Regions from separate parts of the Homo sapiens genome. Here regions 1, 2 and 4 are each linked to region 3. A link is an interaction called in ENCODE POLR2A ChIA-PET data of the cell type or tissue named here. Cell type or tissue: K562. All regions are shown on one strand. Links, peaks and the distances in the headings refer to the core of each region. The heading gives the core; the rest is flanking DNA. Region 1 overlaps LPGAT1 (lysophosphatidylglycerol acyltransferase 1). Region 2 has its middle 30 kb from the start of RD3. Region 3 has its middle 26 kb from the start of NTRAS. Region 4 overlaps LOC107985261 (a long non-coding RNA gene).

Region 1 (5,446 bases), core at 322-5,321, 200 kb before region 3:
TTTGTCTTCTCCATTGTAATTTTTTTTTAGTGTACTCTGACAGTTGGTACATTATCTATCATTTTTCTTAAAGTATCTCTCAGTCAGTACCATGCCAGTTACCTTTTTTTCCTTGTGACTTAATGAATTGGATTTTCCTCAATCTGTTATTTGTAGGAGGTTTGTATGGGGCCAGGGTAGATTTCCAGATTTCTGCCTCAGAGGTAGTCTTTTTCACATATGACACCTGGGTGTGTTTCTCTGTGTGGCCACAAGTCTTCTGCCTCTCTAAAAAAATGTCTAGACCTTCTAGAAGGTCTTTTGCCGCTAATTCTGAACTTTCCACTCCTTCCTTTGCAGCTGTGATTGGAGGGACATGGCTCCAGCATGCCAATGTAAACCACCCCCCTGCCTGCCTTTTTTTTTTTGAGACGGAGTCTCACTCTGTTGCTCAGGCTGGAGTGTAGTGGTGCAGTCTTGGCTCACTGCAACCTCTTGCCTCCTGGGTTCAAGCGATTCTCTGCCTCAGCCTCCCGAGTAGCTGGCAGTACAGGCGTCTGCCACCATGCTTGGCTAATTTTTGTATTTTTAGTAGAGTCGGGGTTTCACCATGTTGGCCAGGCTGATCTCAAACTTCTGACCCCAGGTGATCCATCCGCCTCGGCCTCCAAAAGTGCTGGGATTACAGGCGTGAGCCACCGTGCGCGGCAACTCTTTTCTTAAGGAAAGGTATTGTTCTGTTGCTTTCTGAGATCTGCCACTGTCAGGCCCTCTTCATCACATGCCACACTGTCTTGCCCTATAAGCTGCTCTCCACCCCAGCATAGATTGTATGCCTTGTTTGATCTCAGCCTTGTTCTCAGGTACTTTGGTGGTTTTATTTTTTAGATTTAAATTTTTTGGTTTTTTTTGTTGTTGTTGGAGACAGGGTCTTGTTCTGTCACCCAGGCTGTAATACCATGGTGCATTCCAACTCACTACAGCCTGAAACTTCTGGCCTCAAGTGATCGTTCCCATCTCAGCCCAAGTAGCTAAGACGACAGGCATGTACCACCATGCCTAGGTAATTATTTTAATTTTCTTGTAGAGATGGGGCCTTGCCAAGTTGCCCAGACTGGTCTCAAACTCCTGGCCTCAGGCAGTCCTTTCACCTGGCCTGCCAAAGTGCTGTGATTATAAGCATGAGCCACCGCACCCGGCCTGGGATTTTTATATTTTTGTTTTTCTCCTAGGTTTTCTGAAAAAGCAGTTTTGCGCAGTTTTTTCTCCTTGTTGCTATCTGTATTTTCCCAGAAGATTCATGCCTATAATGCTGCTATGTCCATACCAAAAAGTACAACACAAGATTTTTGTTTAACTATGTAATTATAATTAAAATAGCACTGCCACCATCCTATTGTACACTGGTTGATTATTATAGAATGGAGAGCAATTTTACCATCTAATTAATTTTCTTTGAGGTCTGTTGAAAAGCATAAAGTAGGCTCCAAAGTGTGTTTCTTTTGTCTCCCAGTGGTTTCCAACGTGTTTTGATTCTTAGACTGCTTACCAGTAGCATATGTTTAAGACATCCACTCTATTTCCATTTGGCTGCAGTAAGAAAATGTCATCAAAACGAATGGAAGGAGTGAGTTACCTTTGGTACTTTAGTAAGGAATATGAAATAAATGTGACATTAATACAGTAAAGCTCTAGGGTCTGGTCTGCCTTGAGAACTTTAAAGATCACTAGTGCACTCCAAAGTTTGACAAATATTGTTACATAAGAGTTTACCATTCCTAATCTAAAATTAGGGTTTGCTGAGTATTTAGGCTTTGTTTTAGGAGTTTCTTTTCAGAGTTTGCAAATTAGTGGCCATATTCAGAAGCTGATCTGTTTTATTTTGTCTTAGCACTATTTAAACTTAAATTAGTTGTCAACATTTCAAATTAGGGAGATTTCACAAAACATGAAAACAAATTCCACATTTCCAGCTATTCTTGAGAAATTAGAGATCTGGCCATGCTGAGCCCTTGTTCCTGCATAGTAACGATTTGCTGGAGCTGCATGATGACCACCCCCTTTACTGTCCAGTTTATCCAAGATCCTGCTTCTTGTCTTATTTTGGGCCTACTTTACTTATTAAGGATACTTGCTTGGATCCCAGAGACTTGGGTGATGTTCATTTTAAAATATTTAAATTATAATTACTAGTCTATTTCTGTTAAGCATGGTTTTGCATTTATATGCCCTAGTAGTGCCTAAGACTAATGAACCCTGCCATTAAAAACTGAAAGTTGGCTGGGTACGGTGGTTCACGCGTGTAATCCTAGCACTTCGGAAGGCCAAGGCGGGTGGATCACTTGAGGTCAGGAGTTTGAGACCAGCCTGGCCAACATGGTGAAAACCCGTCTCTGCTAAAAATACAAAAATTGGACTGGTGTGGTGGTGCATACCTGTAGTCCTAGCTACTCGGGAGGCTGAGGCAGGAGAATTGCTTGAACCCAGGAGGCAGAAGTTGCAGTGAGCTGAGATCGCACCACTGCACTCCAGCCTGTCTCTGGACAGAGTGAGACTCTGTCTCAAAACAAAAACAAAAACAAAAAACCTGAAAGTTTGTTAGTAATCTCAACTGCTGATTTTATGAAGCAGAGGCATTTAATAGGAACGAAAAAATGAAGCACCATTACCAAAAGCTGTGGTCACAAGGTTTTTCAAGTTTCATGTATCCTATTACTGACATGGTAAAATGTTGCCAGTTGTTTATACACTCATTAGTTAGTAGAATGTCTCATTTCTTCTTAAGAATATAATTATCTAAAATCTAGATTATTAAAAATTCTTTCTTTCTTTTTTTTTTTTTGAGATGGAGCCTCACTCTGTCCCCTAGGCTGGAGTGCAGTGGTGCGATCTCGGCTCACTGCAACCTCCACCTCCTGGGTTCAAGTGATTCTCCTGCCTCAGCCTCCTGAGTAGCTGGGACTACAGGCGCCGGCCACATGCCCGGCTAATTTTTGTATTTTCAGTAGAGACGAGGTTTTGCCATGTTGGCCAGGCTGGTCTCGAACTCCGGACCTTAGGTGATCCACCTGCCTCTGCCTCCCAAAGTGCTGGGATTACAGGTGTGAGCCACCATGCCCAGCGACGGATGGTTTTATGAATAGTTGAGTTCGTTATGAACTGCATGTTCAAAATGCATTTGTGACAAGTTTTTTGAAAAACAGAGATCAATATATACGTTTCCCCCTAATATGATGGTTCCATTTATTAAAGTTAATTGAGGTCCTTGAAGGGAAGAAAATTAACTGGGGGCTAAATTTATAAGTATAGGTTACATGGATAAGGAACTAGGATGTCATTTGGAATAATTGTTGCAGGCTGTTTTATACGGTTGGGATAGAATTTGTTTTTGTATATGAGACTCTGAATTGAGCAGCCATTATAAAGTGTAAATAATCATTCTAAGCTGTGTTAAGCCTCAGATATTTGTATACAGATGTATTTTCAACAAATAATAGATATTGCAAAATAAGTATATTAGAGATAGCATGATGTGTTGGGGAAAAAACATTGATTTTTGAGCTAGTATGAGGTTGGATCCTGTTTCTCCCACTTGCTAGTTTTATCTTTGAGCTAGTTGCTTAATTTCTCTGAGCTTCAGTTTCATCATCTGTAAAAATGGAGGTTATGAAACTTGAATGTAAAGTGAAGCCTGGTGTTTGGCACTCTATAAATGATAATTTCATTATTATTAGAATGATCATTATTATATTAATGTCTAGGAAAATAATTATGTTAGCCTTTTGGGAAAAGGCATGTGTAAATGAATAAAAGCTAACTTATGAGGTAGTCTTAGAAATATATCTGAGGCTATTCAGGCCTAGCTAGTAGTGTAGCTCAATCGAGTTCTTGCTTTAATCAATCAATAAAAATAATTTAGGCCGTAGTCTGAATAAAATATTAACTAATTAGATTTTATGTTTGTAAATTTTGCAGTGCTTCAAAGCAATTTATTAATTCAGTCACCTATTCTAATGCAAAAATTTGAGTGCCTTCTCTGTGTCAGATATTGTGCTGGTGGCTGGGAGTACAGTGGCAAACAAAACAACATAGTTGCTGTTCTTAAGAAGTTTACATGTTAGTGTGGGAGAGAGACAACAGGAGTCACATCATAACCACGGAATCACATGTGAAAAGGGCTATGAGAGGATGAGACAGAGGACTTGAGCTTGAGACTAGTGGTGCCAGGGAGGGATGCCCTTGAGAAAGGAACACTGAAATTGAGACCTGAGGAATCAGTAGGAGTTGGCCAGGTGAAGCTAGGAGGAGGGACAGCATGCACAAAGGCAGAAAAGCCAGGCGCAGTGGCTCACGCCTGTAATCCCAGCACTTTGGGAGGCCGAGTCGGGTGGATCACAATGTCAAGAGATTGCGACTATCCTGGCTAACACGGTGAAACCCCGTCTCTACTAAAAAAAATACAAAAAATTAGCCGGGCGTGGTGGCGGGCGCCTGTAGTCCCAGCTACTCAGGAGGCTGAGGCAGGAGAATGGCGTGAACATGGGAGGCGGAACTTGCAGTGAGCCGAGATTGTGCCACTGCACTCCAGCCTGGGTGACAGAGCAAGACTCAGTCTCAAAAAAAAAAAAAAAAAAAAAAAGAAAAGCATTTGTCATGTTTGAGGAACAAAGGGAAGGCCAGTGGCTGCAGCAGGGAGGGAGTGAGGGGGAGAGGAGTTTAGTGGTTGAGGGAAGCTGGTGAGGCCAAATCCTTTAAAGCTTTGTAGTGCATATTAAGGATTTTGAAATTTATCTTGAGGAAACCATCGAAGAGTTTTAAGTAAGGGAATGATGAAATCAGATTCCCATTTGTAATTCTACTCTGCAGCTTTGTAGAAATGGACTCAAGAGAAGCCAGTGTGTGTGGCCAGGAGACCGTGTGGAAGATTCTCACCTTATCAGGTGAGGGTGATGGTTGGTCTAGTGATGATGGCAGTGGAGATGGAAAGTGAACTGATTGGAGAGTTTTATAGGAGGGAAAATTGTCAGGACTTGCTGAGAGATTAGACATGGAGGATGAGGTAGAGAGAGAGGTGACAGGGATGCCCCTGAGGTTTCTGGTGTGAGCTGCTGGGTAGATGGGGAAGTTTAGAGAGGAGGTAACTGAGAGGAAAGATTTTAAAAATTTAAAAATTTAGCATAGGGTAGATGAAAAACATCCAAGTGGAGCTGTGAAATTGACATGGATGTGCAGTCTGGAACTTGTAAGGGAAACTTGAGCTAGAAAGAGAAATCGGCAAATTATCCATGGTGTTTAAAGCTGCTATCACCTAGGGATATCTCAGTACGAAGTGACGAGAGGCCCAGGATTAACTTGTGAGGGAATGCCACCATTTGGAGGTTAAGAGAGGAAGATGGGAAGAGAAGAAGTGGAAGGAATGCCAGCCTTAAGAGTGTGGGGTCACAGAAGTCCACAGTGTTTCAATGCA
Region 2 (5,446 bases), core at 89-5,088, 91 kb after region 3:
CCAAGCACTGGGATTACAGATGTGTGCCTTCACATCCAGGTTTTTTTGTTTGTTTGTTTGTGTTTTTAATTTTTGGTAGAGACGGAGATCTGTATGTTGCCCAGACTAGTCTTCAACTCCTGGGCTCAAGCAATCCTTCCACCGCAGCCTCCCAAAGCACTGGGATTACGAGTGTGAGCTGTCAGGCCTGGGCTTTTTATTTTTATTTTTTATGGATACATAATTATTACCCCTTAGCCCTTTCCAGGGCACTTCCCCTGACATCCCCAGCCTCCCCCATTGCAGCTGCTGCCAAGGCTCATTCTGTTCTGGGAGGGGCTCGGGTCTTCCGCTTTATCCTCCTGGCAATGGGCTTCTCCACCTGAGGAGCAGAGCGGGGTGGTTGGGCGGTGGGGAGGGAGCTCGGGGAGCTGGGGATTACCTCCTGCTTGGAGCAGAAACAAAACCAGACACAAGTGTGGAGCAGGGGGGACGTCTCAGCACACTGGCGAGGCCTCCTCTGGCCTCAGAAAGCAGGACTAGCCAGGGCAAGCCGCTGGGAGAGCAGCCCATGGTCTGTTGACCCAATTCCCAGGGAATGGCTGAAGTTCATCTTCCCTGAGGAAAGGCTGGCCCAGATGAGGCAGGAGGCCATTTCCAGAGCCAGAAGACGAACCAGCCAGCTGCCTGCCACCGGCACAGGCACAGGCTCAGCATACCAAGGGGCCTTTGCACACGCACTGTCCGGAACACTGACAAGCCCAGTGCACAGCATGGGAGTGGGAGCGTGTGTAGGCACCCTCTCAGGCTGAGGCCACGTGGGCGCCATGCAAGTCCACAGATTCGGGTCCACCAACAGGCCCCAGTGGATTTATTCTGCAGTGCTGCCTTCCTTTGGGCAAAGCTCCATCTTGTCCTAATTTGTAAACTTACCCACCTTGGAGCTCATGGGCCTTGTAGTTCATGTGGCCCACTCTGGGCATTTTACACTCAACAAAACAGACCAAGTGGGGTCAAGTGACTTATCTAAGGTCAAACAGCTGATACGTAATTGTTTTTTGAGTTATAGAGATGGCACAAATTTGGGTGACTTGAAATCCAGAGCTAGGAGAAAGAGGAGACAGAGTTTAGAGTCCTAACGGCCTGAGTCACCTCCGTGCTTAGTCTCTTTCTGAATGTGAGTCTTTTGACAAGCTACCAAACCTCTCTGAGCTCCAGCTCCCTTATCTTGGAAGCAGGAGTGATCAAATCTACTCTGCAAGGTTGTTGCAGGGTTTAGTAATCACATACATTAGAAGCCTGGCATATAGTAGGTACTCAATAAATGTTTCTACAACTACGGGGTTTGATAAGGTGGTAAAACAATCAACCACAATGCTATTTAAATGGCACCTATCATGGGCCAGGCTCTAGGCTTGGAGCTGGGGACACTAAGACAAATTGGGTGTCTGGACAAATTGGGTGGGTGGAATGTAGGATAAAGACAAGAAAATACTGCTGAGCTGTGTGCCTGGTGCTATAGGGAATACAGGAGAGGCACCAAACCCAGATGCTGTAGAGGGTTGGGGGGTCAGCGGAGGGGGCAGCGGAAAACTCAAGAAGACTTCCTAGAATTTGAAGAATGAATAAAATTTACCCAGGCAAATAGGAAGGGAAAGGAGATTGGAGCTGAGGGAACTGCAAGGACAAAGACCCAGAGCCAGAGAAAGTCCTAGGCAGTGGATATGGAGAGGGGACTGGAGGGTGAAGAGGAGTGTGAGTGGTGTGAGAAGAACTCCATCTTTACCTGAAGGGCTAGGAGCCTTTGACTACAGCCAGGCCAACACCTAAATTCTCAGCAGATAAGCCAATTCAGAAAATAATGAACTTTGGTGTTTTTTTATTTGTTTGAGACAGGGTCTCGCTCTGTCACCCAGGCTGGAGTGCAATGGCGTGACCTCGGCTCACTGCAACCTCTGCCCCCCTAGTTCAAGCGATTCTCCCACATCAGTCTCCCAGGTAGTTGGGACTACAGGCGCCCGCCACCACGCCTGGCTAATTTTTGTGTTTTTAGTAGCGATGGGGGACGGCGGGGGGCGGGGGAGAATAGGTGGATTGGGGAGCGGGGGCCAGGGGTGGCGGATCTCACCATGTTGGCCAGGCTGGTCTCGAACTCCTAACCTCAAGTGATCCGCCCACCTCTCCCTCCCAGAGTGTTGGGATTACAGGAGTGAGCCATCCATCCCACCCAGCCTGAAAATAAACTTTTCTTCAATTTACTCTTTTTTTCTCAAAAGTAATTGCGTCATTGTTTGCTACAAACAAACAAACAAACCTTGGCTTTATTAAAGGTCACTGGTAGATGAAAGTGGTGGCTTAGAATTAGGCTCCTTGGTATAAAAGGAAGGAATTCAAACACACCTGAGCAACGGAAGTAGCTATCCATTTGCTAATGGTTTAACAAACCACTTAACAAACTACTTCTTTGGGCCTATAGCCTGGAGGGGACTCCAAATCTTCTAGCTAGAGATTCTCCTCATTATGTTAATGTATTGAACACATTGCCTTTGATAGTTCTCAAGGTTGTGATTGGTGGTGGTGAGTGGGGAGGGGGATTTGCAAAGTGTTTCAGTTATTGAAATTCATTCAACAAATATTTACTAGGCACCATCCTAGGTGTTTTGCGATAAGGGCTAAACAAGACAGGATTCCTGTACTCCTGGGGTCCTTCTTCTAATAAACTTGGAAGTTTGTAGCTAACACCAACTCCTCAGGAAACAAGCAGCCATCCGTCCCATCAAAGGTGGCAACAGCAGTGTGGTTAAGAGCCAGGTATTTTCAAGTCAGATTAAACCTGGTTTTGAATCCCAGCTGTCTGAACTCAGGCAAGTGACTTAATCTCTTTCAGGCTCTCAAGAGTGAAGTGAGAGAAACAGAACCTACTTCACAGGGTGTTTGGAAGATTAAATGAGATGAAGGATGTGAAGTGCTTTCTACTAAGACCGATACATCATAAGCCCTCGGTAAATGATAGCCACTGGCATTAATGATTTTTTTGTTTTGTTTTGTTTTTTGAGATGGAGTCTTGCTCTGTCGCCCAGGCTGGAGTGCAGTGGTGCGATCTCGGCTCACTGCGAGCTCCGCCTCCCGGGTTCACACCATTCTCCTGCCTCAGCCTCCGGAGTAGCTGGGACTACAGGCGCCCGCCACCACGCCCAGCTAATTTTTTTGTATTTTTAGTAGAGACGGGGTTTCACCACATTAGCCAGGATGGTTTCGATCTCCTGACCTCGTGATCCGCCCGCCTCGGCCTCCCAAAGTGTTGGGATTACAGGCTTGAGCCACCATGCCCGGCCAATGATCTTTGAGACAACTCAAAAGCCAAGTGTGCAGAAAAGAGGTTTTAATATGGTGAAGAGGGTGGTAATGATGGTCCAGTTCACACTTCAAAATCATTGGCACAAAGGTTTCTCAAGGGCTGGGATTGGGTTTTGTTCATTTTGCATCTCCAGTGTCTAGCATGTAATAGGTCATTAATAATGAGCCCTGGATGAATGGTTCTTAGCTCTTGGCCAGGACCCAGGAGAGGGACTAGGTGTCAAACAGTTCCAGGAAGATATTATTTCATGGGCTACTTACTCTAGCCAAGAAAGGTCAGTGGGACCTGGGACATCATCAAGAACTGGGTCATTTGTGAAATAAGCAAACACTGCATGGACACCTGATAACACATTTTTGGAAAGAGTGCAGAGAGCAGAAAGTTCAGGAGAGAGCAGGCTAGCAGCAGAGAAGGGGAGGAGTCATTTTGCAAAGGGAAAACCTTGGGGGAAGTGTCCTGGAAAGTCCGTGGCAAGAAACACCTTTGTTTCACAGTCTATGCCTTTGACCCTCAACCTGCCTCCCCATGAGCTACAGCGGCACATGCAGTTCTCTCTCCTTTTCTTAAAACAAGGATGAGGGGCCTAGGGTTTCCCATGCAAGAATAGGGCTCTGGGGTCTCAGGCTAGTCCACGACCTGACTAGGAGAGAGACAGCCAGGATCAGAACAAGAACATCCCGAAGACCAGTCTAACAGAGCCAGAAACACTCCTAAAATTGGAGGACCTCTTTCCCTGGTTTTGGGAGGAATTTAGAGAAGTTTGGGCAATATTCCATCCTCATGTGCTCACAGATTCAGAGAATGTTAGAGCTGGACAGAATTGTGGTCCAACCCCTCATTGGACACTTGAGGACGCTGAGTCCCAGAGTGGGTTAGTGATTTCACCAATGAAACACAGTGAGCTGGGATCAGAATCCACACCAGCTGGTTGATTCGCGGGTCAGTGCACACTCATACAAGTGATCTCTGAGCTCTTCACTGAGACATCCAACTGCCTAAGTGACATCTCTGTTTGGAGGTCTCAAAGATTCCCACAATTCGACATGCCTAAGGTGGAACACTTAACCTTCTCCTTAGCCTGGCTGGTTCTCTTACAGTGTTTTCTAGTTCCATGACTGGTGGTGCCACCTACCCAGTTGAGCAAGACAGGAATAAAGCAGGAGTCTCCCGACACACTCTCTCTCACTCTGCATAGCCAATCGATTACCAAGTTCTGATTTATCTTCTAAATGCATCTCCAGGCCCTCCTCTTTTCTCCATTTCCTGTACCATCACCCTATGGCAAGCTACCCTGCCCTCTGATCCCTTGACTACTGCAATAGCTGTCTGCCGACTACACTCCAGTCTGTTTAGGATCTGTCCAGCCCATTTCTCACGACGCAGCCTCAGAATCTTTACAGAACACAAAACTAGTCATGTCATACACGCATCTGCTTGGGGAAACTTCAGTGGCTCCCCTTTTTTCCCCCAACCGCTTTTATTTATTTATTTATTTTTTTGAGACAGAGTCTCGCTCTGTCACCCAGGCTGGAATGCAGTGGTACAGTGACACAATCTCAGCTTACTACAACCTCCGCCTCCCAGGTTCAAGCGATTCTCCTGCCTCAGCCTCCCGAGTAGCTGAGATTACAGGCGCATGCCACCACAACCGGCCCATTTTTTGTATTTTTAGTAGAGATGGGGTTTCACCATGTTGGCCAGGCTGGTCTCTAACTCCTGACCTCAAGTGATCCACCCACCTCAGCCTCCCAAAGTGCTGGGATTACAGGTGTGAGCCACCACACCCAGCCAATTCCCCTTGTTCTTAGGACCATGACAAAACTTAGCAATGTGACTTCAAAGGCCCTGCATCACCTGGCTCCTTTCTCTCTCTGCCACCCACTCTCACGGTGGGGGACACTGGCTCCCCCTCTCTCCACTCCAGCCATACTCTCTCCAACTACAGTGCCTTTCCCTGAAATGCTCACATCGCTCTCTTGGCCTGGTTAGCACCTTTCATCCTTTAGATTCCAGCCCACACCTCACTTCCTCAGGAAAGCCCTCCTGAGTGGACCAAACCTGCCTATGCTATGCCCTTTCAGCATCTGTGCCAGCCAGTGGTTTACACGT
Region 3 (5,446 bases), core at 104-5,103:
GCTTTCCATTCCAGGGAGCTCAGTGGGATTGGCAATCCTGCCCTTTGCAATGAGAGCCCTTTCATCTGAACACACCAAGTGTTTTGTCATCCTGGGGCCTGGGAACAGAGACAACAGGCTGGTGTCTGCCTCCTGTGTACATGCAGCTTAGCTGTCGCTCTGAAAACTGGTTAACGAAGCAGGGCTGTAGGGGGCTTAGGCTGGGGGTGGACAACTGAATGGCCCGTAATCACTGGCGGTGGCCCTTTCTGAAAGCTTCCCTGCTCTTGACGACTGGCTGCAGACCCTGCCCCATTCCTGTCAGGAAACTCACAAGAGTGGGGATTCCCTTGGGATGCGGTGGGAATTGTGTCTCCTCCATCCTCTGCTCAGGGCTTGGTAGGTCCCAACAGAAGGCTTATCACAAGCACCAGCCTGTCTCCCTTACCCCAGAGAGCAGAGCCCAAGGAGACTCTCTTCTGGCTCATGCTGAGAGGGGGTGCAGGCTCAGAGGACTGTGGGTTCTGACACCCACTCCTCAGAGAAACTGACATGGAAGATATTTACAGGGGGTTAAACTACCCCTCAGGGTGCATTCACTCCTTCACTCACTCATTCATTTAGCACATCTCTACTGAAGGCTTCTTATGTTTCTAGTCCCTGGGAAACTGTGGTGAACAAGAAACACAGTCCTTGTCCTTGTGGAGCTTACATTCTTACAGGGGAGTGGAGAGATAGAAAATAAATAAAAAAATAAACAGGGGTATATATATATATATATATATATATATATATATATATATATATACACATACATACACAAACACATATAATGCAATGTGAGTTAGAGAAAAGGGCTATGAAAAAAATTAAAGCAGAGTATAGACAGGAAGAGGAAGAGCTATTGATTTCATTTTTTATTTTTTTCTCTAGAGACAGGGTCTCACTATGTTGCCCAGGCTGGTGTCGAACTCCTGACCTCAAGCCTCCCAAAGTGCTGGGATTACAGGTGTGAGTGAGCCACGGCACTCAGCCAAATGGCTTTTGTTGATTTCCCCAGCCAATGGCACTTGGGGAAACTGGCTGAAGAAAGACTCATCCCACCTTTTCAAGGATGCATTAAAACATCCTTGACTCACCATTGTCCCCACCACTTGCAGCATCTTAGAAACCAAAAGTTTTGCCCGGGTGCAGTGGCTCACGCCTGTAATCCCAGCACTTTGGGAGGCCAAGGCAGGTGGATTACTTGAGGTCAGGAGTTTGAGACCAGCCTGGCCAACATGGCAAAACCCCATTTCTCCTAAAAATACAAAAACTTGCCAGGCATGGTGGCAGGTGCCTGTAATCCCAGCTACTTGGGAGGCTGAGACACGAGAATTGCTTGAACCCGGTGGGTGGAAGTTGCAGTGAGCTGAGATTGTGCCACCACACTCCAGCCTGGGCAACAGAGCGAGACTCCATCTCAAAAAAAAAAAAAAAAAAATCAAAAGTTAAAATACCCATTGGAGACCCTTTTTCATCTCCCCATAATTCCCTCTGTATATTCCTTTCCTGGGAGTCGAATATTCCCATATCTAAATTTACCAACCACAAACCACAGAACTTTTGTGATGTGATAGAAATTAGCAGGTAGATGTTATGTCTGTTTCCTTTAAGGCCACTGCAGTCAAATCTGGGGCTGACAGGAAGCTCTGCTCACATGGCCATGGGCTTGATGGCAGGAAAGTGTCCCCTTTAGGCCACTGAAAAGTGTTCCCTTTAGGTTCTTTTAACTTCCACTCTCCTGACCTTGGAATCAGCCTGCCAGGCTGTCTCCTTTCAGAAGGACGGAGGTGCACAGGTGTAATGTGCGAGATAGGAAGATCTGCCCTGAGGTCACTCTGCTGGTTCTGATAACAACGGGTACCATAGACTGATAGGTGTTCAGTCAGGGCACACAAGGCCGTCCTTCGCCAGGAAGGCCGTGGGTGTGGTGGACTTAGAGGCAGAGATGCGGCTGGAGTCCCGGCTGCCCTGTAGCCTGGAGGCAGCGTAGGCTTGAGAGGCAGGCAGACCCACGCACGGTGCTGCCACTTCCCAGGCTGCCCAGCCCCTCTGAGCCTCAGTTTCCTCATCAGTAAAGTGAGGACCTTTAACTTCCTTAAAGAAACTGTGAGGCTGGGTGCAGTGGCTCACGCCTGTAATCCCAGCACTTTGGGAAGCTGAGGCAGGTGGAGCACCGGAGGTCAGGAGTTCAAAACCAGCCTGGCCAACATGGTGAAACCCCGTCTCTACTAAAAATACAAAAAATTAGCTGGGCATGGTGGTGGGTGCCTGTAATCCCAGCTACTCAGGAGGCTGAGGCAGGAGAATTGCTTGAACCTGGGAGGCGGAGGTTGCAGTGAGCCAAGAGTGTGCCACTGCACTCCAGCCTGGGCAACAAGAGGGAAACTCTGTCTCAAAAACAAACAAACAGAAAAAACTGTATGCAAGTCCCTGGCATCTGTTAGATACTTGATAAATGACAGTGGCTACAGCTCCTTGGACAAATAGCTTAATCACTCTCAGCTTTGATTCTTCATCTGTGAAAGTGAGATATCAATATATCTGTGTCCCGGGGTCATTATGAGGATGAGATAATATGTGTGAAACCGCCCGTCACAGGGCCTGGCACTCAACATATGTTTAATCTACATTGGGAGCTCGTCCCGGAGTGAGTCAGTGGCTGGGTAGGTGTGGAGAGGGGCATTCATAATGGCTGAGCAGCCCTTCACATTGCAGGGGATGGAGTCCTTTTTCCTGTGCCCAGCTTTGTCAATGAAGAGAAAGTAAGAGAGGGTAAGTGGGGGGAAAGGATTTTCTGGATTTTTTGCTGCTTTAAATTCTGGCTTCAAAATTAGCCAGGCATAGTGGCACGTGCCTGTAGTCCCAGCTATTTGGGAGGCTGAGGTGGGAGGATTGCTTGAGCCCAGGAGGTTGAGGCTGCAGTGAGCCAGGATTGCACCACTGCATTCCAGCCTGGGTGACAGAGTGAAACTCTGTCTCTTAAAAAAAAAAAAAAAAAAAAAATTCTGGCTCCAGAATTGGAATTTACAACACTGGTAATATACCATCCAAACAGATTACATACTCAAAAGAGGGTGGGGCGGCACGAGACCAGGGTTGCTCAAAAGTGCAGTCTCACAGCCTCCACTTCCCCTGTGGGGAGCTGGCTCTGTGTCCTGGGCTCACCATCAGCCCTTCCATCTGCTGACTCATGCTCTCACAGCCCCAGCCCAGGACCGCTGAGCATGTTCAGGGAGGCCTATTAATAGCCTCTTCCTGGGACGCTCATGGTGTCTTTCTCTAAGGCAGTTTGACTACAAGCCTGCTGCCCTACCCCTCATTCTCACTCTCACGCCACCAGCACTCTCCTCACAGACCCTGAAGTAACAGTGCTGGACACTGACTGGTGCCCAGAGAGTGCTGGAGTTTCCATTCTGTCACTTCTGGATGTGTCAGCATTTCAAAATGGTGGCCTGTCAGTTTTGGTCAGAGAGCAAGGCTGAGGTGAAGCTCTTCTTACAGTGGTCCAGCGGGGTCCGCAGGATCTCCACCCAGTTGCCAGATGAGAAGCTGTTGGTAGTGGTGAGGAGGAGGATGCAGAACCCTCAAGGCGCCCAGCCTGCAGGGCAGGAAGCACAGCACCAGCCAGTAGCCGAGTTTGCACGGGAACAGGCTTTGTAGGCCCTGGGCATTGCTCACTCCAGGGCATAAGCAGAACCCGGCCTGGCAAACAGGCCAAGGGCTGCAGAGAGCATCTGGGCTGTGTTGTGAGGAGGGCCGTGGCTGCCTCTCTGGGCATAGCCTTCACAGAATGACCTGCTTTGGGAGTGTCTTCCGCTCCCACAGTGACTGGGTGAAGTAGAATCCATGGCAGGACAAGTTGAGGCCCCCTGGGCAGGCTTGAAGAGGTAAGAAGCAGCCCTGGTTCTCAGTCACTGTACTGGGAGACTCCCCTGCATGCTCTCCATGGGGACATCTTGTATGTGTGGATGAATAAGACAGCCCCATATAGTATAAAGAACATGCTTTTTCATCTCAGCTTTATCACTCATAAGCTGTGTGATCTTGGTCAAGATACACTCCTCTCTGAGCATTAGTTTCCTCAGCTATAAAAAGATAGTGTAGAGCCTGGGCAACATAATGAGACCCCATCTCTACAAAAAAAATTAAAAATTAGCTCAGCATGGCGTCATATGCCTATAGTTCCAGCCACTTGGGAGGCTGAGGAAGGACGATCGCTTGAGTCCAGGAGTCCGAGGCTGCTGTGAGCCATGATGGTGACACTGCACTCCAGCCTGGGGAACAGAGCAAGACCCTATCTCAAAAAGAAAAAAAAAAAAAAAGAAAAAGTTTTGGACAGGGTGGGGTGAGTTCCGAGGTCTCTGCTCTTCCACACCTGAGCTTCCTAGTTAATATCTTGTGCCTGTTCAGAAAATGTTGATCTGTTCAGGAAATGACAGAGGAGCAGCTAAAGAAGTCAGTAGACAAACAGGTTGCGGGAAGAGAAGGGGGAAGAGATTGAATTGAGGACTTTCTCCCTCTCTCCCTTAGAAGTCCTCCCCAATCCCTTTCGTTAGAAAAGCTTCCCTGCAGGTTCCCCACACCGTCTCCCTGGCAGGGCCACTGTTGCACAGAAAAACAGAGGCCATGGTGTGGCTTTTCTGGGCCTGAGACATGCCTTCCACCATTAGACACTGTCAGCTGAATCTCTGCTTCCTCTTCCATCCCCCCTCTCACCCAGTTCTTCTCTTTTCCCCTAACTCCTTTATGCTCAAGTCAGGATTCAGAAGGCTCCCAGGGCATGGGAGGGCTTTGCGAAAAAGGGAGAGTGAGGTGAAGGGGGTCTTGGTGATAAACAGAAAGCTTGGCCTACAGGGAGTCGGGTGCTGGGAAGAGAGGAAGAGAGAGGGAGAGAAAGCTTAGAGCTAGATGAGACCTTGACAGAGGAGGTAACCTCAGTGCTCCCCGTGACAACCATCCAGACCTGCGTGGCCCGAAATAAGTTGTCTGCCTTCATCTCTCCATCTGTAAAGTGGGCAAACCTGCCCTTCTGCCTCAGGAGGTTGGTTGGAAGCATCCACAGCCCCAAACAGCCAAACAGCCTGCTGATTTTCCAGCCTTGGCAGAGAGGTCGGAGAGAGGGAGGTGCAGCTGCCTCTGGCAGGGGGTGACCCTGGGGACCCAGCGGACCATGGGTTAATGGTTTGACTGCTGGGGTGCGAATAGCTCAGCCCCTAGCTCCAGGATACCTCAACACCAGTCAAGGGGAATCCAGGCTAAGATGCCCCTCCCCTGCCCCCTGAACTTGGCATGCAGGGAAGATGAAAGTGGCTGAAATGATTTGCTGGCTGGCGCTTCAGCCTACACGTCTGTCTGGCAATTGGTTGTGCCTGCGGAAGCCACCTTGCACACGGCCCCTGGATCCAGATTTCTACAAAGCAGT
Region 4 (5,446 bases), core at 352-5,351, 84 kb after region 3:
CTCCTGACCTTGTGATCCACCCGCCTCTGCCTCCCAAAGTGCTGGGATTACAGGCGTGAGCCACCACGCCTGGCCTTTTTTTTTTTTTTGAGATAAGAGTCTTACTCTGTCACCCAGGCTGGAGTGCAGTGGCACAATCTTGGCTCACTGCAACTGCCACCTCCCAGGTTCAAGCAATTTTCATGCCTCAGCCTCCTGAGTAGCTAGGATAACAGGCATGTACCACCATGCCCGGCTAATTTTTGTATTTTTAGTAGAAATGCGGTTTTCTCATGTTGGTCAGGCTGGTCCCGATCTCCTGACCAAGAGATCCACCTGCCTCGGCCTCCCAAAGTGCTGGGATTATAGGCATGAGCCACCACGCCCGGCCAATGAATACTTTTTTACTATCAACATGTCATTTAGTATTTGGGATCTACAGTTGACCCTCCATATCTGTGGGTTCTTCATCCATGGAGTCAACCAATTGCAGATAGAAAATATTTTTTAAAAACAATAAAAATAATACAAATAAAAAATACCTTATAACTAACAACTATTTACAAAGCATTTACATTGTGTTAGGTATTGTAGATAACCTAGAGATGAGCTAAAGTATATGGGCAGTTATACGGTTATACGGAAACACTATGTCAGTTTATATGAGGGACTTGAGCATCCTCAGATTTTAGTATCTGTGGGGTCCTGGAACCAATCTCCCAGGGATACCAAGGGATAGCTGTACTTCTAAAAATTATCTCTTGTTTATCTGAAATTCAAATTTAAGCTGGTGTACTGCTTTTGTTTTTGTTTGTTGTTGGTAAATCTGGCAACCCTGCCGAGAGCAGGGGCTTTGGAGTCTCATACCTCAGCCTCAGATCTCAGCTTTTCTATCTTCTCACTGTGTGAAACTCTCTGAGGCTCACGTTCCATATCTGCCTCCCAGGGCAGGAGAAGGATTAAGCGATAAAATGTGCTGGCGTAGGTGACAACTGTTATTACTGTCCCTGGCCAAGATACCACAGCTAGAAGGCAACGGGCCAGTGTCTGCCCTCCATGCTCTGGTCTGAGATCCCTGGGTCATCCCAAGGGCCTTCAGCAACCTGCTGTCCCTCCTCCAGATCCCAGCCCATGCAGTGCTCAAGGGGCCACTGGGAGACCAGCAGAAGACGCCCTGCACCAGAGAGGAAGCACAATCTGGCTTGGGGAACCCAAACATCTAATAACTGCAAGGAGCCCTGTGGGATGAGAAGGGAGTGGCAGAGGCACTAGCATTTATTCTGTGCTCACCATGTGCCGGGCATTTGTTACCTAATTTAATCCTCACAGCAACTTCTCATTTCCATTTTGCAGCTGAAGATGTATTAATAGCAACACAGGATAAGGCCCGGCTGTTCCTGTTTGGACCACTTTCTCCAGCCGAATCCATGGTTCCTCTCACCTCCTCCAGGCCTTTGCTCACCCCAGCCTCTTCCCTGACTGGGTGCCTCCCATCGGAACCCTCCCTGGGGAACCCGTCCCACAGTGATGGAGCGCCTTATACCCGCTTTCTGCTTTCTTTTTTTTACAAAGCACTCCTACTCATCAAACACATTAACTACTGTGCTTATTTGGTTTGCTTCTTTCCCTTCCAGAATGTAAGCTCTACGAGAGCAGGGTTTTCAGTCCTTTCGGTTTACTGACACACCCCCCATGCCCAACACAGAGCCTTGTACATATTTGTTGAATGGATTAAAAACAGAATAACCATAATCATAGCTGACACTGCCTTAGCCCCTGCTTTTTGCCCTAGAACTGTTCCAAGCACCTCATATGTGCTCATTCATGAATTCCTCCCATCTCAATGAGGCACAGAGCGGGCAAGTAATTTGCTCAAGGCCACAGAGCAAGTGTGCAAGAGTGACGAACAGGTTGGCCTGAGTTCCCTGTTGGTGATGTTTTACTCACTCCGAGGCTGTCTGTGACCCTTGGCATCAGCTCTTTTCGTGGGTGACATGGCCGCTTTGGCAGCACCCTCTCACTCCTCTAACACGCTGTATTATGAGGGCCTCTTTGCTTGTTTACTGTTGACTCAATTTCTTTGCAGGCAGGGACTGGTCTCCTTCATTTTGATTTCCCCAGTGCCTTGCATGGTGTCCCGCCCATTGCAGAGACTCCCCTCTGTTTTCCTAGTTGGCATTTACACCCACCCGGTGAGGTGGGAAACACAGGTGTCATCACTCCATTGCCCCCATTTATCAGCAGGGAAACAAGCTCAGAGAAGTGAAGTCTTTCATTCATTTGACAAGTATTTATTGCACTTCTATTACACCGAGTACTGAGCTAAGTGCTGAGAGGCTGGAAGAGGCACACAGTGGCCAAACCCTGGGTCTCCTGGTTCAGTGCTCACCTGGCCAAAGCCCACAGTCCACACTACAGAGCCCCATGGGTTCTGGCTGCTGCCCAAGGCTTTGGTGAGACCACCCCCTGTTAGAACTGGGCAAAGGCCAAATATAAGCATTGAGGGGCACTGGGGGTGGGAGGGGACTTGAGGATCTAGACAGGCTGTTTCAGCCATGGTTCGTGGGGACTGCCCAGTGGGGCTGGAGCAAGTAAGTGGGTGAGGGGGCGATTTCCAGCCTGTGATGCATGTCTGCCAAATGTGCTTCAAAGCAAACAGGATGCAAACCATATTATTTAACCTGATGTGGTTAGCACCGAGCCTTTCCCAGTGGGGGAAGCCTTTGGGGTGTCTTCTTCTTACTGGGGAATGTGTTCCTCAGGGAGGGGAAAGGGTTGTTTGCAATGTACAGAAAACCTGGAGACTCGTGGCTCAACCAAGAAAAGGCAACATGTTCCCAGGAAGAAATATATCACAGCTGGAATCAGAAGGTCTTCCTGTGTGTCCTTCTTGGCCCCTGAGGGTGTTATATGAACAGATTTATGCTGGAACCTGGGTGTGGTGGGGAGAGGTTGTATTCATTCATTTATTCATTCATTCATTTGACAAGTATTTGTTGCACTTCTGTACACCGAGTACTGAGCTAAGTGTTGAGAATATACCAGGGAACACAATATACCTGCTCCTGTCCTCATTAAACTTGCAGCTTAATGTGGGACAAGCATTAAAGGAGTGTTGCTGTTAATTAATTATTTTTAGCTGCCAGTGCTCTGAAAGAGATTCCTGGATTGCATGGAAAGGTAAAATAAGAAACCTGTTTCAGTTTGGGAGTCAAGGAAGCCTTCCTGGAGGAAGTAGTATTTATGCTGAGTCCTAGAGGCAGTCTAAGAGTTCTTCTGGCCACTTGCTGAGCGGAGTGGGTGAGGGGGCTGATCATCAAGCATTGCAGGCCCAGGGAGGGGCGCATGCGAAGACCTTGAGATAGAAAGGAGTGTGGCTTCTGTAGGTTCTGCATGAAGGGCTCCAGAGTGGCTGGCATCTGGATACTAGGCTGATTGGGAGAGGCAGTTCCTGCTCATGTCTGATGGAGAAGATGACCAAGTTTAACCACGGGAGTGGCATTCCATGAGCAGCAGGGACGTCGTGGAAGTCTGGCGTGAAGGGACGGTTGCCATGAATAGACAAGTTTGTTCTGGAAGGCTTGCTGCAGAAGGCGTGTCTGGGGGTTTTGGCAGAAGGTGTAGGAGTTGGAAGAGCTGTGTGCAAGGCTGAGGAAGTGGGAGCGAGACTACTTTGGGTTGGTGTGGGGGTGGCTGAATGACTCGATTTGGATGTGTACGTTCTGTCTCTCCAATTAATTTTAAGAACTACTATTTATTTCACAACCACTGTGTGCCAAGCAAACACTGATCTATTTCATTCAACCCATAAATAGCTGTTTGAGATAGATATGACCATCCTATCTTACAGATGAGACAAAGGAGGCTCAGAGGATTAAGTGACCTGCCCGCAGCAACACGGAGAAGATGTGGTGGAACCAGGGATCAAAAATTTGTCCTCTGTGTATATAGCGCCTCAACTTTCCATCACACTTGCCTTCCTGGTGACCTGATATCCCAGGATTTTCACTTACTGCTCTGGGGACACATTGGTTAAATCCAAGTGGTTTGCAGGCACTGACTGGCAACATAACTGTGGTCAATAGAAGAATGATGTACTGAGTGGTGGTCACTTAGAACCATGCATCTGCCACCCCTCGAGGCTGGGCCATGAAGAAGGCATGGCTCGGCTGGCACGGTGGCTCACACCTGTAATTCCAGCAATTTGGGAGGCCGAGGTAGGCTGATTGCTTGAGCTTAGGAGTTTAAGACCAGCCTGGGCATCATGGCAAAACCCCATCTCTATAAAAAATACAAACATTAGCCAGGTGGTATGCACCTGTGATCCCAGCAACAGCAGGAGGCTGAGGTGGGAGGATCGCTTGAACCGGGTGTCAGACCTCAGAGCCTAAGCTAAGCCATCATATCCCCAGTGACCTGCTTGTGTACATCCAGATGGCCTGAAGCAACTGAAGATCCACAGAAGTGAAAATAGCATTAACTGATGACATTCCACCATTGTGATTTGTTTCTGCCCCACCCTAACTGATCAATGTTCTTGATAATTTCCCCCACCCTTAAGAAGTTTCTTTATAATTCGCCCCACCCTTGAATGTACTTTGTGAGATCCACCCTCTGCCCCAAAAACATTGCTCTTAACTCCACCTCCTATCCCAAAACCTATAAGAACCAATGGTAATCCCACAACCCTTTGCTGCCTCCTTTTTTGGACTCAGCCTGCCTGCACCCAGGTGAAATAAACAGCTATGCTGCTCACACAAAGCCTGTTTGGTGATCTGTTCACACGGACACGTGAGACACCTGGGAAGTTGAGACTGCGGTGAGCTGAGATCCTGCCACTGCACTCTAGCTTGGGTGACACAGCAAGACCCCAGCTCAAAAAAAAAAGAAAAAAAGAAGGCATGGCTAGTGTGGAAGTGGCTGCAAGCTCAGTTGTCCGTGGGTACTGGATTCAGTGGCGGATCTGGGCACTGCTCCCCACTCCCTGTGGACTCCATAGCTCAGTCATGGACAAGGTTTCTGACCTCGCCGCAGGGCTCAAGGCCTGGCATTCTCACTTCTTCCACCCTCTGGAGGCCCTGGCCTGCCCTGGGTACCCTCCCCAAGTAGCTTCCTTCCCTTGGCTCTTGTGCCTTTGAAACCTGCTGAAGCATTTCCTGTCCAAGGCAGAGTGAGGCTCATGGGTCGCTGGGTTTCCTTTCTATTCCAGGAGTTGTAGCCAGACCTGCTTGAGTCTGGGCCAAGCTCAAGAAGGCAGTGGGTGTGGGGGCCTTCCTTCCAGTTCAGCGAAGGGGCTGGGGAGGAGGCAGGACCAGGCTGAGCTGGTGCTGCTGGGATCAGTCATGGACCACGTGCAGGGGGCAGAGGCACCCAGCCTGGCACTTTGAGGACATGGGAGATAAAGCTCCATTTCTGTCCCCCTAAGGCAGCCTGAGGTTGAGCAGGGCCCAAGGCAGTTCACTAAAAG

What was found. Peaks named below come from ENCODE experiments on the same cell type or tissue, not always from the same donor. Only the 100,000 strongest peaks of a DNase experiment are listed, where the experiment ranks them.
Region 1: POLR2A ChIA-PET joins it to region 3 with 7 read pairs; 2 of 35 experiments call an interaction of 5 or more read pairs at or near these places.
Region 2: POLR2A ChIA-PET joins it to region 3 with 5 read pairs; 5 of 35 experiments call an interaction of 5 or more read pairs at or near these places.
Region 4: POLR2A ChIA-PET joins it to region 3 with 5 read pairs; 3 of 35 experiments call an interaction of 5 or more read pairs at or near these places.

Annotation. Positions count from the first base shown.
Region 1 is chr1:211,814,946-211,820,391 of GRCh38, reverse strand. All of the region lies in intron 2 of LPGAT1 (lysophosphatidylglycerol acyltransferase 1), which reads left to right. Among named protein-coding and RNA genes, the nearest start is that of LPGAT1, 13 kb to the left of the region's middle. In K562, for the core only: no CTCF peak of the experiment used is centred there; no DNase peak of the experiment used is centred there.
Region 2 is chr1:211,519,830-211,525,275 of GRCh38, reverse strand. No RefSeq gene overlaps it. Among named protein-coding and RNA genes, the nearest start is that of RD3, 30 kb to the right of the region's middle. In K562, for the core only: no CTCF peak of the experiment used is centred there; no DNase peak of the experiment used is centred there.
Region 3 is chr1:211,611,276-211,616,721 of GRCh38, reverse strand. No RefSeq gene overlaps it. Among named protein-coding and RNA genes, the nearest start is that of NTRAS, 26 kb to the left of the region's middle. RefSeq lists an enhancer at 1-155. In K562, for the core only: no CTCF peak of the experiment used is centred there; DNase peaks (open chromatin) are centred at 1,871, 2,601 and 3,191.
Region 4 is chr1:211,527,795-211,533,240 of GRCh38, reverse strand. LOC107985261 (a long non-coding RNA gene) reads left to right here. Exons shown (of 3, transcript XR_001738449.1): 3 at 3,830-4,189. It overlaps LOC107985260 (a long non-coding RNA gene), which reads left to right. Exons shown (of 4, transcript XR_001738448.1): 4 at 1,333-2,458. Among named protein-coding and RNA genes, the nearest start is that of RD3, 38 kb to the right of the region's middle. RefSeq lists a silencer at 868-1,068 and an enhancer at 5,056-5,125. In K562, for the core only: no CTCF peak of the experiment used is centred there; no DNase peak of the experiment used is centred there.